Regions from separate parts of the Homo sapiens genome. Here region 1 is linked to region 2. Evidence: chromatin contacts called from ENCODE Hi-C or POLR2A ChIA-PET data. All regions are on one chromosome and are shown on one strand. Each heading gives the region's core, a stretch centred on a gene start or an enhancer-like site at or near the end of the contact. The rest is flanking DNA. Distances are from core to core; before and after follow the strand shown.

What was found. A loop is a pair of places that touch in the nucleus more often than their neighbours do. ChIA-PET counts read pairs that join two places held with the same protein, here RNA polymerase II (POLR2A). Pooled maps may share reads with other maps.
Region 1: a loop to region 2 is called in a map of CD4-positive, alpha-beta T cell, with 2.0 times the contacts of the local background. The contact joins two enhancer-like sites. A Hi-C loop is called at or near these places in 3 of 168 maps with a recorded cell type or tissue (CD4-positive, alpha-beta T cell, PC-3 and endothelial cell of umbilical vein), 3 of 37 single-sample maps with no recorded cell type and 5 of 50 pooled maps. POLR2A ChIA-PET finds 5 or more read pairs at or near these places in 7 of 52 experiments (A549, BJ, H1 and 4 more).

What each region holds. Positions count from the first base shown.
Region 1 is chr17:62,548,582-62,555,231 of GRCh38, forward strand. It overlaps TLK2 (tousled like kinase 2), which reads left to right. Exons shown (of 22, transcript NM_006852.6): 8 at 3,721-3,816; 9 at 5,082-5,174. Among named protein-coding and RNA genes, the nearest start is that of TLK2, 73 kb to the left of the region's middle. Within about 2 kb of position 4,813, at least 2 of the 41 ENCODE cell types and tissues checked have a DNase peak (open chromatin) inside an H3K27ac peak, as active enhancers do.
Region 2 is chr17:62,595,926-62,602,987 of GRCh38, forward strand. It overlaps TLK2 (tousled like kinase 2), which reads left to right. Exons shown (of 22, transcript NM_006852.6): 17 at 660-749; 18 at 4,726-4,895; 19 at 6,117-6,255. Among named protein-coding and RNA genes, the nearest start is that of MRC2, 28 kb to the right of the region's middle. Within about 2 kb of position 4,291, at least 2 of the 41 ENCODE cell types and tissues checked have a DNase peak (open chromatin) inside an H3K27ac peak, as active enhancers do.

The DNA of each region.
Region 1 (6,650 bases), core at 3,563-6,062, 47 kb before region 2:
TATGTGAGCTTTAATTTAGAAATATCTCACTACATCACTTTCTAACACCCTCAGTTTGCTGGAAGAAAACTTAGAATCAGATATAAGCATATTTAAACCAATATACCATATATCTAGAAATCTGTAGAAGTGTCTTTTAATCATTTGATTCTTTTTTTTATTTTTTATTTTTTGAGACAGAGTCTTGATGTGTCGCCCAGGCTGGAGTGCGGTGGCATGATCTCGGCTCACTGCAACCTCCACCTCCTGGGTTAAAGCAGTTCTCCTGCCTCAGCCTCCTGAGTAGCTGGGATTATAGGCACCCGCCCCCACGCCCAGATTATTTTTTTTTGTATGTTTAGTAGAGACAGGGTTTCACCATGTTGGCCAGGCTGGTCTTGAACTCCTGACCTCATGATCCACCCACCTCAGCCTCCCAAAGTGCTGGGATTACAGGTGTGAGCCACTGCACCCAGTCTAATCATTTGATTCTTATTGGCTCTTATTATAAATATAGTTCAGACAGTCATTTGTATAGAAACACATTGTAGGGCCGGGCGCGGTGGCTCACACCTGTAATCCCAGCACTTTGGGAGGCCGAGGTGGGGGGATCATGAGGTCAGGAGATCGAAACCATCCTGGCTAACCTGGTGAAAACACCGTCTGTACTAAAAAAAAAATACAAAAAATTACCCGGGAGTGGTGGCGGGTGCCTGTAGTCCCAGCTACTCGGGAGGCTGAGTCAGGAGAACGGCGTGAACCTGGGAGGCAGAGCTTGCAGTGAGACGAGATCGTGCCACTACACTCCAGCCTAAGTGACAGAGCAAGACTCCATCTCAAAAAAAAAAAAAAAAAAAAAAAAAAAAAAAAAAAAAAATAGAAACACATTGTAAAAGGAGAGGATTGTAAAAGCAATCAAATGATAACTGAAGGAAATCTTCAGTTATACAAATGCTTGTATCCTAGTGCATTATAATACTTGAGGTTCATAATGATGACCCTTAATTAGTAAGGAAAGATTGGATTTGCTGCATCCTAGAGTAGAGAACATATTTAGTTATTTGGAATTATATAGACTTGGTGCTCCCCCCCAAGACCCCCACCGCAAGACGGAGTCTTGCTCTGTCACCCAGGCTAGAGTGCAGTGGTGTGATCTCAGCTCATCGCAACCTCCACCTCCCGGGCTCAAGCAATTCTCATGCCCCAGCCTCCTGAGTAGCTGGGATTACAGGCGCCCACCACCACGCCTGGCTAATTTTTTTTGTTTTGTATTGTTTTTTTTTTTTTTTAGTAGAGATGAGATTTCACCATGTTGGCCAGGCTGGTCTTCAACTTCTGATCTTAGCTGATCCACCTGCCTCAGCCTCCCAAAGTGCTGGGATTATACGCCTGAGCCACCGCACCCAGCCTCAAATCATAAACTTTTTTTTGTTTTTTGAGACGAAGTCTCACTCTGTTGCCCAGGCTGGAGTGAAGTGACACAATCTTGGCTCACTGCAAGCTCCGCCTCCCAGGTTCAAGCGATTCTCCTGCCTCAGCCTCCCCAGTAGCTGGGATTACAGGTGTGCGCCACTGCGCCTGGCTAATTTTTTGTATTTCCAGTAGAGATGGGGTTTCACCATGTTGGCCAGGCTGGTCTTGAATTCCTGACCTCAGGTCATCCACCCACCTCGGCCTCCCAAAGTGCTGGGATTACAGACATGAGCCACTGTGCTCAGCCTCAAATCATAAACTTTTTAAAGGTTTATCCCTGACCCTCTAAATTAGGTTATGTGCCTTGTTATATGCTCTTTTAGCACTTATCCTAATTGTGATTGTGTATTTATTATATGATTGTTTATTCAACAGTTTCTTTCAACAAATATTTACCAAGTGTTTAGTAAATCTTGTTTTGGATTGTAAGCTTCATTAAGGCAGAGTAAGGACTGGGTCTGTGGTTTCTCTTACCATGTGTACCTAGCACCTAGCACAGTGCTTAGACATAGGGAGTACTTAATAAATAGTCATTGAATGTATACATTAAAATGGCGTTAATAATGCTGCCTATCTGATGAGGCTGTTGTGAGCCTTCAATGAAATCGTGTGTAGGAAGTGCTAGTTTGCTCACAGGCTGGTGGTAACAGTCTACTGTGGTCATTGAGAGCAGTTATTGTGGACACAACCCCCAGTTCTGGTCACCCCACCCACTAGCTCTGTGAACTCACATAGGTACTTAATATCTCTGATTTTTATTTTATTTATTTGTAAAATGGAACTAATAATTACAACCACCTTATAGGACAGAGTCTTGCTCTGTCACCCAGGCTGGAGTGCAGTGGTGTGATCTCATCTCACTGCAACCTCCGCCTCCCAGGCTCAAGCAATTCTCCTGCCTCAGCCTCCTGAGTAGCTGGGATTACAGGTGTGCACCACTGTGCCTAGCTAATTTTTGTATTTTTAGTAAGATAGGGTTTTGCCATGTTGGCCAGGCTGGTCTCGAGCTTCTGTCCTCAAGTGATCCACCTGATTCAGCCTCCCAAAGTGCTAGGATTACAGGTGAGCCACCTGACCCAGTCTCCTTATAGGATTTTGTAAGAATTAACCTGTGACAATGACAGTGAAACATTTAGGTTACAGTAACTTGTTCAATAGTTGGTGGTTATACCATTGTTAATATGTTAATGAGTAAGAACAGTAATCAAAAGAATATGTAGAAAGTATCAGAAGAAATTCACATGTGGAAATGCTGTATTCTCTGATGAGATAGTAGTACTGTATTTTTACCATTCCATGATTCTCAGAATATTGAATATTTTCTACTTATGTCTGTGATGGGTCATACTTTGTTAGCTGCAGTTTTACCTTGTTTTAAAAAGTACTGTTAGGCTAGGTGTGGTGGCTCACGCCTGTAATCCCAGCACTTTGGGAGGCTGAGGCGGGCGGATCATGAGGTCAGGAGATCAAGACCATCCTGGCTAACACAGTGAAACCCTGTCTCCACTAAACATACAAAAAATTAGCCAGGCATGGTGGCGGGTGCCTGTAGTCCCAGCTACTCGGGAGGCTGAGGCAGGAGAATGGCATGAACCCGGGAGGCAGAGCTTGCAGTGAGCCCAGATCGTGCTACTGTACTCCAGCCTGGGTGACAGAGCAAGACTACATCTCAAAAGAAAAAAAAAAAAAAGTATTATTGAGAATATAATATAATTAACCTGAATAGGTTAATTATATTGTGGAACCTAAACCGTATAAATTTAAAATGCCTTAGAATGCCCAGTCAGCAAGTGACAGTATTAGAAATCAACCTGGATTTTAGACCGCTGTGTGTTCATGGATAATGTTTGTGTGTTTAGGAGACTATTCTGAATAGTGGTTCACAGTCCTTTACATGCATCCCCTGTGCATTGGATGCTTCACTAGCCTTTTCTGACTAAAGCATATGAAAATACAAGTGAAAAAGGCAAGTTATTACAGGAATAACTTTTCATTTTCTCTAATTTTCATATTTTAAAAATTCATTTGTAAGCATTTGATACTTTAAACCTGTTTACAGGAACTTGGTATAAACCACCATGTCCAGCCCTTTGTCTCATATTTGAATTGTTTTACTTTCTTCTTGGCCACGTGGCCCTGACTTCTCACTTTCATAAGAAGGGGTTTGTATTGTGGAGATACAAATTATGGAGTTGTTTGCATTAATACAAGTGTTTGTGGAAAAAGATGCCAAACTTTCCTGTGATTGGTAATGCACCTTTATTGTAGGCTCAGCAAAACAGTCCCTCATCTACGGGATCTGGCAACACAGAGCATTCCTGCAGCTCCCAAAAACAGATCTCCATCCAGCACAGACAGACCCAGGTAGGTTGGTGATCGATAATCAATTGAGGGGCATACCTGCTGTGTAGGAATAAGGGCTAACCTGTGTAGTCTGTCATTCTTCTCTGACTTCTCTGTATTTCTCTGACCACCTCATTATTTGTGTGTATTATATTCATAACTTGCATTATGGGTATTTAAAGTCCTTTGGAAGGTGCTTTAACTTTTTGAGGCTTTTCTTTACTCTTCCGGTGTATTGTAGCAGAAATGCTTATGCTAAAGCATGGTGTTAAGGAAACTGCACACCTTTTTTTTTTTTTTTTCCCTACAGTATTCCACAGAAGAAAAGTACCTACGCTTTGAAGGCCTCTAAGTTCAGATTCTGGCCTGGGCCTCAGTTTTTCTTAGTACAAATCATCTGTGAAAATATGGTTGATTCTCATGATCTCAGACAGTGTATACAAAATGTTTATTAGTAGTGTACTTGTAGTAGGCTTTCAATAAATGTTAATTCTCTAATTTATGAAAGTAGTTAATGTATTCCTTTTCCTGCTTACTTATTTATACCTGGCTAAACTTCTCTCAGATGTGAGATACCAACATGGTTTACTCCTTAAATTGTGTTCAGAAACTCTTTAATTTAGGTAGTGTTCTGAACATTTGAGGATTGTATCTGCAAAGGATGGTGGCTATAGCTTCCATTTTGTAGTTTTGAGTATACTGGGTTTTCTTGAAGGCTCTTTTGATACTATATATATTACCTTCAAGACAGGATCGTTGGCAATCTAGGAGAATTTCTTAAATCTCAAGAGGTATACAACTCCCTGGAGCACATTTGAATTTTATCTAAATCACCAGCTCTTGTACAGTTCAGTTAGATAGTTGAGCACTCAGGTAGCTTCTTCTCTTCCCTTCTGATTGCTCTCTGTTTCCACCAGATGGCGCATTTGTTCCTTAGAGAGTTGTGTGTCAAGTCTCCTGTGAGATCCTTTTCTATTCAAAGTTAGTTTCATTTCTGGAGTAACGTGTTTCTACATTGTTCAGTGCACAGTAGTGAGAATTCATACATTTGATTCCAGAATTAACATGTGTTTGAAGTGTAGGTGTAGTGGGACATAAGGAACCCAGCAGAGGACTTGAAGAATGAGATGAGACAAGCAGATTTCATTTCTTAAGCCATGTGATTCTAGGCCATTTGTGTGAGCAAGTGCTTTTTCCCACCCCCCCGAGAAAGGTAATGAGAAGAGTGTGATGACATATAACATGTTGAGACTAATCCTAAATTTGTTTTACCTTTGTCTCTGTAGTCCGACCTCACAATAGAAAAAATATCTGCACTAGAAAACAGTAAGAATTCTGACTTAGAGAAGAAGGAGGGAAGAATAGATGATTTATTAAGAGTAAGTATTAAAATGTAAGAGATTTTATAGCAAGCACCATTTGTTATATATATTTGGATTATGTACATATCATAGAAGTAATTACTATAGCCAAATAACAATGAAATAATAAACATTTGGGTATTTTTCTTTAATTGAGGGAATCTGAGTAGGAACCAGGTTCCTGCATTCTAAACACTACCTTTAAATTGGAAATCTTATACTGTAGTGTTTTAATGATTGAATTTATATTGGAGAAATAGATATGTGGAGTGTTATATTTCATCTAGAACTGTGGGAATAAGTATAAAGTGTTGTTTTCCCATTCCAGAGAAGTTATTTTAATATTGTTGAATTTTATAAGCTATTTCAAAGGACTTATTAGCCCATTTTGCTTTTTGTACCTTTTATAACCTACTCACCCAAACTTTTTTGTGCTTACAAAAGAAACCTTTAAAATGCTTCATCTGGAATTAAATAGATACCACTAGAAAATATCAATATATTTTGAATATGCAATTTGGCATGACTGACTCATAGTTTTTAAAGAGTAAAAAGGGCCGGACATGGTGGTTCACACCTGTAATCCCAGCACTTTGGGAGGCCAAGGCAGGTGGATCACTTGAGGTCAGGAGTTTGGGACCACCCTGGCCAACATGGTAAAAAGAAACCCTGTCTCTACTAAAAAAATATAAAACGTTATCCTGGTGTGGTGGCAAGCGGCTGTAGTCTAGCTACTTGGGAGGCTGAGACAGGAGAATTGATTGAGCCTGGGAGGCGGAGGTTGCAGTGAGCTGAGATTGCGCCACTGCATTCCAGCCTGGGCGACAGAGTGATACTTTGTCTCAAGAAAAAAATAAGAAAGTAAAAAGGACCGGGCATGGTGGCCCATACCTGCCACTTTGGGAGGCTGAGGCAGGAGGATTGCTTGAGATCAGGGGTTTGAGACCAGCATGCATGACACAGCAAGACCCCATTTCTATAAAAGAATACAAAATTTGCCAGGCATGGTGGTGTGTCTGTGGTCCCAGCTACTGGGAGCGTGAGGTGGGAAGATGCTTGAGCCCAGGACCTCTAGGCTACAGTGAGCCAAGTTCACGCTGCTGTGCTCCAGCATGGACAACAGAGCAAGACCCTGCCTCAAAAAAAAAAAAAAATTATACATGCTCTTTACAAAATACAGAAAAATGTGTCACTCATAATTCCATTAATTGGGATTAAACATTTGGTACATTTTTTTTTTCAGTAATTTTGAGCTGTTTGAAGTAGATATGTGTGTGTATATATACACACACACACACACAAATGAATATATACATAAATGTTACTGATTTATGAATAACATTGGCTAGCATTTTTCTCTTTAGTGATTTAGAAGGTATAGGTTTAATCCTTATTTGTGCTAATGTGGTAGTTAATCTGACTCTTCAGGGTCCTGAAACCTCCAGGGCTACTGTGACACTGCAAGGTGGGGATCGGCAGCCTTGCCTTTGTCAG
Region 2 (7,062 bases), core at 3,041-5,540:
GAGGAGGGGGGAAAATAACCGTCCTTGTTATTTTAAAATCTATGATACTTGAGTATACGTGGAAAAGAGGTGTGATTATCATAGAATGAACTTGAAAGGGATGAAAAGGGTTGACATCCATTCACTTAACAAATATTTGAGCACCTGTTATTTTATTTTATTTTATTTTTGGAGATAGAGTCTCGCTCTGTCACCAGGCTGGAGTGCAGTGGCGCGACCTCAGCTCACTGCATCCTCCAACTCCTGGGTTCAAGTGACTCCTACCTCAGCCTCCCGAGTAGCTGGGACCACAGGTGCGCACCACTACGCCCAGCTAAGTTTTATATTTTTAGTAGAGACGGGGTTTCACCATGTTGGCCAGGATGGTCTCCATCTCTTGACCTCGTGATCCACCTGCCTCGGCCTCCCAAAGTGCTGGGATTACAGGCGTGAGCCACTACGCCCAGCCAGAGCACCTATTATTTTCTCAATGGCTTGGTAGATTCCAGTGGAGAAAATAGGATGAGCAAAGAGAAAAGTCAGATGAGGGACCAGATGGACCTGAATGGAATTAACATGTGGAGACAATAGAGAAATGATTGAATATTTAGGAGGATCTTTGAAGAGTTCTAAAAGGCAGGCCAATATACCTTCTTGTTAATTTTCCCTTTTGTTTACAGGCATGCATGTAGGGAATACCGGATTCATAAAGAGCTGGATCATCCCAGAATAGTTAAGCTGTATGATTACTTTTCACTGGATACTGACTCGTAAGTGCTGTGCTGTTTTACCTTAACAGTTATATTATTTTCTTGCAATGCTGATTGTTCATGGAATAGAGCTGAACTCTGGGTCCAGGACATACCCTCTGAGGGAACCAAGTAATTTGTGACAAATGATCAAACATAAATTCAGATTTGGATCAGCAAGAAACCTCTAGGCCAAAGGACATGTGCACTTGTGTGCCAGTAAATGTTTAACAGCCAGCTTGGTATGAAGAGAGACAGGGCTAATTTATAGTGTTTGCCAGTTTCCGTGGTGTAGATATTCCTCCTGTGTCTAATTTTGATGTACCACCTGTTTATTTTTGTTTTTTTTTAAACATCTTAATTATAATTCACATACTGTATGATTCACACATGTAAAATATACAGTTTAGTGGTTTGTAGCATATTCATAGATACATGCAACCACCAGAGGCAATTTTAGAATTTTTTCACCATCTCAAACCCCATCATACCTTTTACTACTATTCATCTATTCCACCATTCCATCCCTCTGCCCTAGCCCTAATCTGTCTGTTTTATCTTTATAGATTTCCTATTCTGGACCCTCATATGCATGGAATCATATAGTATGTGGACTTTTATTACTGGCTTCTTTCACTTACCATGGTGTTGTCAAATTTCATCCTTGTAGCCTGTGTCAGTACTTCATTCCTTTTTATGGCAAAATAATATTCCATTGTGTGGATATACCACATTTTGCTTATAACGGTTTGATAACCAGCTCACAAAATTCTTGAAAATTTAAGTCAGCTCTTGGAAACTGGCATGAGTTGGTGCCAGCATGCCACTGACGTGCACTAGTGAGTGTAGACTGTTCAAGAGAGTTTCTGCTCACCCCAGAGACTCTTATGAACATTGACAGACCTTTTTAAAAAGTACTGGCCGTGTGATTTTATCCTAGACTGAGATAAGAAATGTGGCACTAATGAAGACAAGGCTCAGTGCTACATGTTGAAATACAGGCTCATAGGCTTATAGGATGTTAGAATAGGAAGGGATCTCAGAGTCCAGCCTTTTCATTTTATAGGTGGATTTTGAGGACCAGAGAAGTTAAATAACTTGTCTGAGATAGTTATTAATTGTGGGCATTGCTATATTTTGTTACTTGGTATAGGTAACCTCCCGTGCCTCTGGGTTTATCCAGCAGTTTAGCTGGATATATCTCAGCATTTGGAAATGTTTCTCTGTAGAAGTCTGAACTGAATCAGAATATACCCTAGGTCTAGACTTCAGGTTCCCTCAGCCTCCCAGGGTAATTCTAGGAGTTTTGGTCTGTTCTAGCCAACAGTCTCAGATATGGCTGTGCAGACAGCTGCCTTACATTTAGAAATAACCCCAAAGAGGACTATAATTCCCTTTGGAAACATGACCTGGGCCATTCTCTCAGGGATTTCTTCTCATTTGGGTAGCCCTGGCACTGAGCTTAGCCATGTGTGTTTCACGTGGAGTGGAATTTTTTTAAAAAGATCTAGTTAGAAGGCAGGATTGGGAAACAAGGGGCGGGGCATGACATTACTGTTTTGCCTTGAGCAAATTTCTTGAATACTAGGTAGACCCCCCTCTCTGAACTATTAAGTTCAAGAACTATTTCAAAGTTAAATATCAGGCTCAAATTATCTGCTGTTTTGAATTGTATACACACTTTTAACTAATGTGAGAAATTGAGTTGGTTCTATACTATTCTTGAGTTGATTACTTTGTTCTTCCTATTGTATGTATGATGAATTTTCACCAAAAATAAGTCAGACCATGATTTTTAGAACATCTTCTGAGAATTGTTTGGGTATTAAAAGTGAGGCTTTATTTTCTTTTCTTTCTTTTGTTTTGGTTGTTTTCCTTTTTTTTTTCCTGAGATGGAGTCTCACTCTGTTGCCCAGGCTGGAGTTCAGTGGTGCGATCTTGGCTCACTGCAACCTCCACCTCCCAGGTTCAAGCGATTCTCCTACCTCAGCCTCCCATGTAGCTAGGATTACAGATGCACGCCACCATGCCTGGCTAATTTTTGTATTTTTAGTAGAGACAGGGTTTCACCGTGCTGGGCAGGCTGGTCTTGAACTCTTGACCTTGTGATCCGCCCGCCTGGGCCTCCCAAAGTCCTGGGATTACAGGCTTGAGCCACCGCGCCTGGCTGAAAGTGAGGCTTTATTTTCAACTTGCATTTGGGTGAAAGAATCATTCCATTGAGCATGAGTCTATATTTCAGATTTCAGAATCTCAGATCAGAGGAATCTATAAATTTCAGACATTTCTTTTTTTAATTTTATTTTATTTGAGATGGAGTCTTGCTCTGTTGCCCAGGCAGTAGTGCAGTGGCATGATCTTGGCTCACTGCAACCTCCACCTCATGGGTTCAAGCAATTCTCCTGCCTCAGCCTCCCAAGTAGCTGGGATTACAGGCATGCGCCACCATACCTGGCCAATTTTTTGTATTTTTAGTAGAGACAGAGTTTCACTATGTTGGCCAGGCTGGTCTCAAACTCCTGGCCTCAAGTGATCCACCCATCTCTGCCTCCCAAATTGCTGGGATTACAGCAGACATTTGTTTTCAAATAGGGTGTTAGCATGCCCTGCCATGTTTCTTAAGATACATAAGATATTGTTCAGTTTGTGGTGTCCACAGGACCATGTGTGTCCATGTTCAATTGCAGTGCTTTATGAAGGCCTCAAATTGCTCAGTGGCCCATAGCGCTAGACCTGAGTCTGTTTGCTCTCAGTTCTGTTCCTCGCCCTTTCGCTGCTCTGTATCTTTGGGGGGTTAGCCCGTGTAGGCTGTGTTTATCAGGCCCATGTGTCCATTGGTGTTCTGTTGGTTTCAGCCAATGGGAAGGCAGAAATGGGAGGGGGTCTCCACCTCCTCTCCCTCCCCGCAATTCTAGTTTCCCCTGATGACCCTGGGTTCTGGTTTCACCATCTCCTCCCTTCTGGCCTGCTTGCCTGAGGGTGCTAATGGCTTCCTGCTGTAGATGATCTCTAGGGTGCCTCACTGACCAGTTTGTCTTCTCAGCTCTTCCATCATCTGTATGATCAGTTCCCTGAATTAAAGTCTCTCTGTTTTAAATGTTCAGGTGGTTTTTTTTTCCAGGCTAAACTGACTGATACACCCACATTGTCACAACTTAGAAAACTTCAAAACGTATTCATCCCTCAGGAATATTCAAACAGTTCAGGACACCTTACTTCAGAGTATAATGCCTTGGAAGATAGACACGTGACCTGTGATGCCACCAATGGCATATGGTTTTATGTATGGGTCTGTATGACATATTGACATAAGGGAAGGAAAGAGAACCCACATACTTTTGTTAGAACCATAGATACTATACTTTACAAGCTCTTTTACACCTTGTGTTTAAGAGAAATTGTAGTGCAGTATTGTGCCAAGCTGTCAGAAGACGTAGTATGCAGTCAGTTTTTGGGACGTGGGCAAACTCTAGATTCTTACTCATTGCCAGCACTCAGGGTTATATAAAATGTTTGCAGTGCGAATTGTGTACCTAGCCAAAATTGCGCCACTGCACTCCAGCCTAGGCAGCAGAGTGAGACGGAGTCTCAAAAAAAAAAAGAGAGAATTGTGTACTTGATCACATTCTGGTTGTTTAGACGTGGATGTGTGGCATGGGTGTGTAAAGGAGCCCCTTCCAAGAAGATACCTAGCTTAAATACATTATAGTTCTTATCAGTATTCTTATAGTCTAGACTCAAGAAGAGGTCTGCCATGGGTGAACTTGAGCACAACAGATTCCAACATTGAGGGTGTGGAAACTCTTCAAGAGAATAAGCAGTTTCTTACCAGAAACCCCTCAGCTAATACTGAATAAACAATTGAAGAGTATTTTAAGGAACAAAGAAGAAAGGAGTGAGAAGCTGATGACCTGAAGTTTTCACATGGGACTAATTTAGGTAGTGTTAATCTGCTTGCTCTTATTCCATGGTTAAATATTGGTTTATTTGTCTTTAGGTTTTGTACAGTATTAGAATACTGTGAGGGAAATGATCTGGACTTCTACCTGAAACAGCACAAATTAATGTCGGAGAAAGAGGCCCGGTCCATTATCATGCAGATTGTGAATGCTTTAAAGTACTTAAATGAAATAAAACCTCCCATCATACACTATGACCTCAAACCAGGTATGTCTAACTTTTAGGAGACAGTATTAGTGGGTTTTCTTTGGTCTTATAAGTGACTTTTAATTTGATAAAGTTAGAGAATTTCACAGCAGCCAAGAAAGGCTAATAACATCTGACTTTTGATTGCCTGGGTAGGTGTGGGAAAAAAGAGTCCTGGCCAAGCAGCACTGGGTTTAGGAGGGCGTGTTGGATTAAATACTCTGGAGAAACAATACCTTTATCTTTGGAGCCAGGGCAGTTCATGATGTAAGTCTCATTAAGAAAGAACTGTTGCAGCAAGTTCAGTTTTGTTTTTTTCCCATGACTCCTACTACATAACAGTCCCTCTGCTTCAGGTCTCTTTGATAAGAGCCCCCAAATTAATAACTTATTTTTACTTATATGCCTCCCATTTCAATAAATTTCAAGCAGAATTTTTCATCTTTTTGTATGGTTATTATCTAGCTTTGATGTTCATCAGCAAAGAGTACAGGGCAGCTAGAGTCCTTACCTCTATTTTTTATTGTTATCTTCAGCTGTGTTTTAGAAATCTGCATAGTTCTATAGACAACTCTAACAGCTTAGCTTGGGCATTAGGAAGATGGTCCACATTTACCTTCTGGTGTTGCAAAATTGTAAACTTTGCTTTACTCTTCTGGTAGGTGCATATTGCGTCTCATTGACTATTCTCTAATGTTCTAATACAATTCAGATGACTAAAACATTAATTATGATGAAGAAATTTTTTAAAAGATGGCTATTTTGTGAATGAATTTTCCATAACTGAATTCAACACTTTCCTGCAATGGGAGCTGTAGGCGGTGCTGTGGTGCTAGCTTTGGTTTCCTTACATGGTTTCTTTGATTCCTCCCCCACACCCCAAGTGCTGTTCTAAACAGGGTAGTTTAGAGATCCTCACTGAAAGTTCAGATGAAAGTTTCCCATCAGTTTTGACCAAGTGAACAAGGGTATTTTACTTTGGCCAGTTATTTTTATTTCCAGAGCTCATCATAGTGGTGGTTTTGGCACATTAAGCAGGTGATTCTTGGAAAATAGAAGTTTCAGCAGATGCTGAGGACTCTCCCTGAGTATCCAGAGTCCAGATTGCTTGATTCCCAGGATTTGGATGTTTGCTTTTGCAAGAGTTTGAGTTCAGTTGTCCCCTTCTTATCTGCTATTACTTTGGGTTTTTCTCTTAAATCAGTAAGTCTCTGCTTATTCATGAAGGTTTTTATTTTTTAGGTAATATTCTTTTAGTAAATGGTACAGCGTGTGGAGAGATAAAAATTACAGATTTTGGTCTTTCGAAGATCATGGATGATGATAGCTACAATTCAGTGGATGGCATGGAGCTAACATCACAAGGTGCTGGTACTTATTGGTAGGTATCCAGGAGCTCTGCCAGGTTGGCTATAGAGATGTGGCTCTGCTATGCTGAAGTGTTGATAATGAATTAATTGCTGTATGCTATCTGCTAGGCAAAAATGCCATAAACCAAAGCAGACTTTCTCCCCAAATCATTACTGTCTTTTCAACAGTTTGACTCTTGGTATTTATATTAATTTGTCTTAATTTTTCTTTCCTTTCTTGAAAATCCTTAAGAAAGAGAGCTTATATGTGTCCAGGTATTTGAAATGTATGTTTTTTGTACAGAGTTGGCCTTGCAAGTCAGTAGAGAACAAGGTTGCTCATGTGTATATAAAGAATGGCCCCAAAATCTTTCCGTCCAAATACAGGTCTCTCTTCATGGGTTAATGGGATAAGGGATTTGTCTCAAGAGTTGCCTGAGGATGTTGGACTGTAGGGAGTTATGAAGATCAGGATGAAACATAACTATAGCGCATATGAAATCTATACAGGAAAAAGTGACTACAATTTACCAGAAGTTTATCCATGTCTGTTAGCCATGATCTAAAAGTTTTTGAGGCACATTTCTTCACATCTCTTGTCACCTGTCTTCCCCTAGCCACCCGCACCCAAGCTACCTCTGCCTGCCAGTTTTATGCTTCTATTTCTGCCTACTATTACCTTTGGCCATTAGAACCATAAAAGATACCTGAAACTCAGGCCTTTAACTCTATGGTTGTAAAAGTGTGTTAATAAAGCTTCCTCTTCCATTTTGAGGTGGTCACACAAGCCACATATTGGTGTATATAAAGAATGGCCCCCAGTTTTTTTTAGTCCAAAT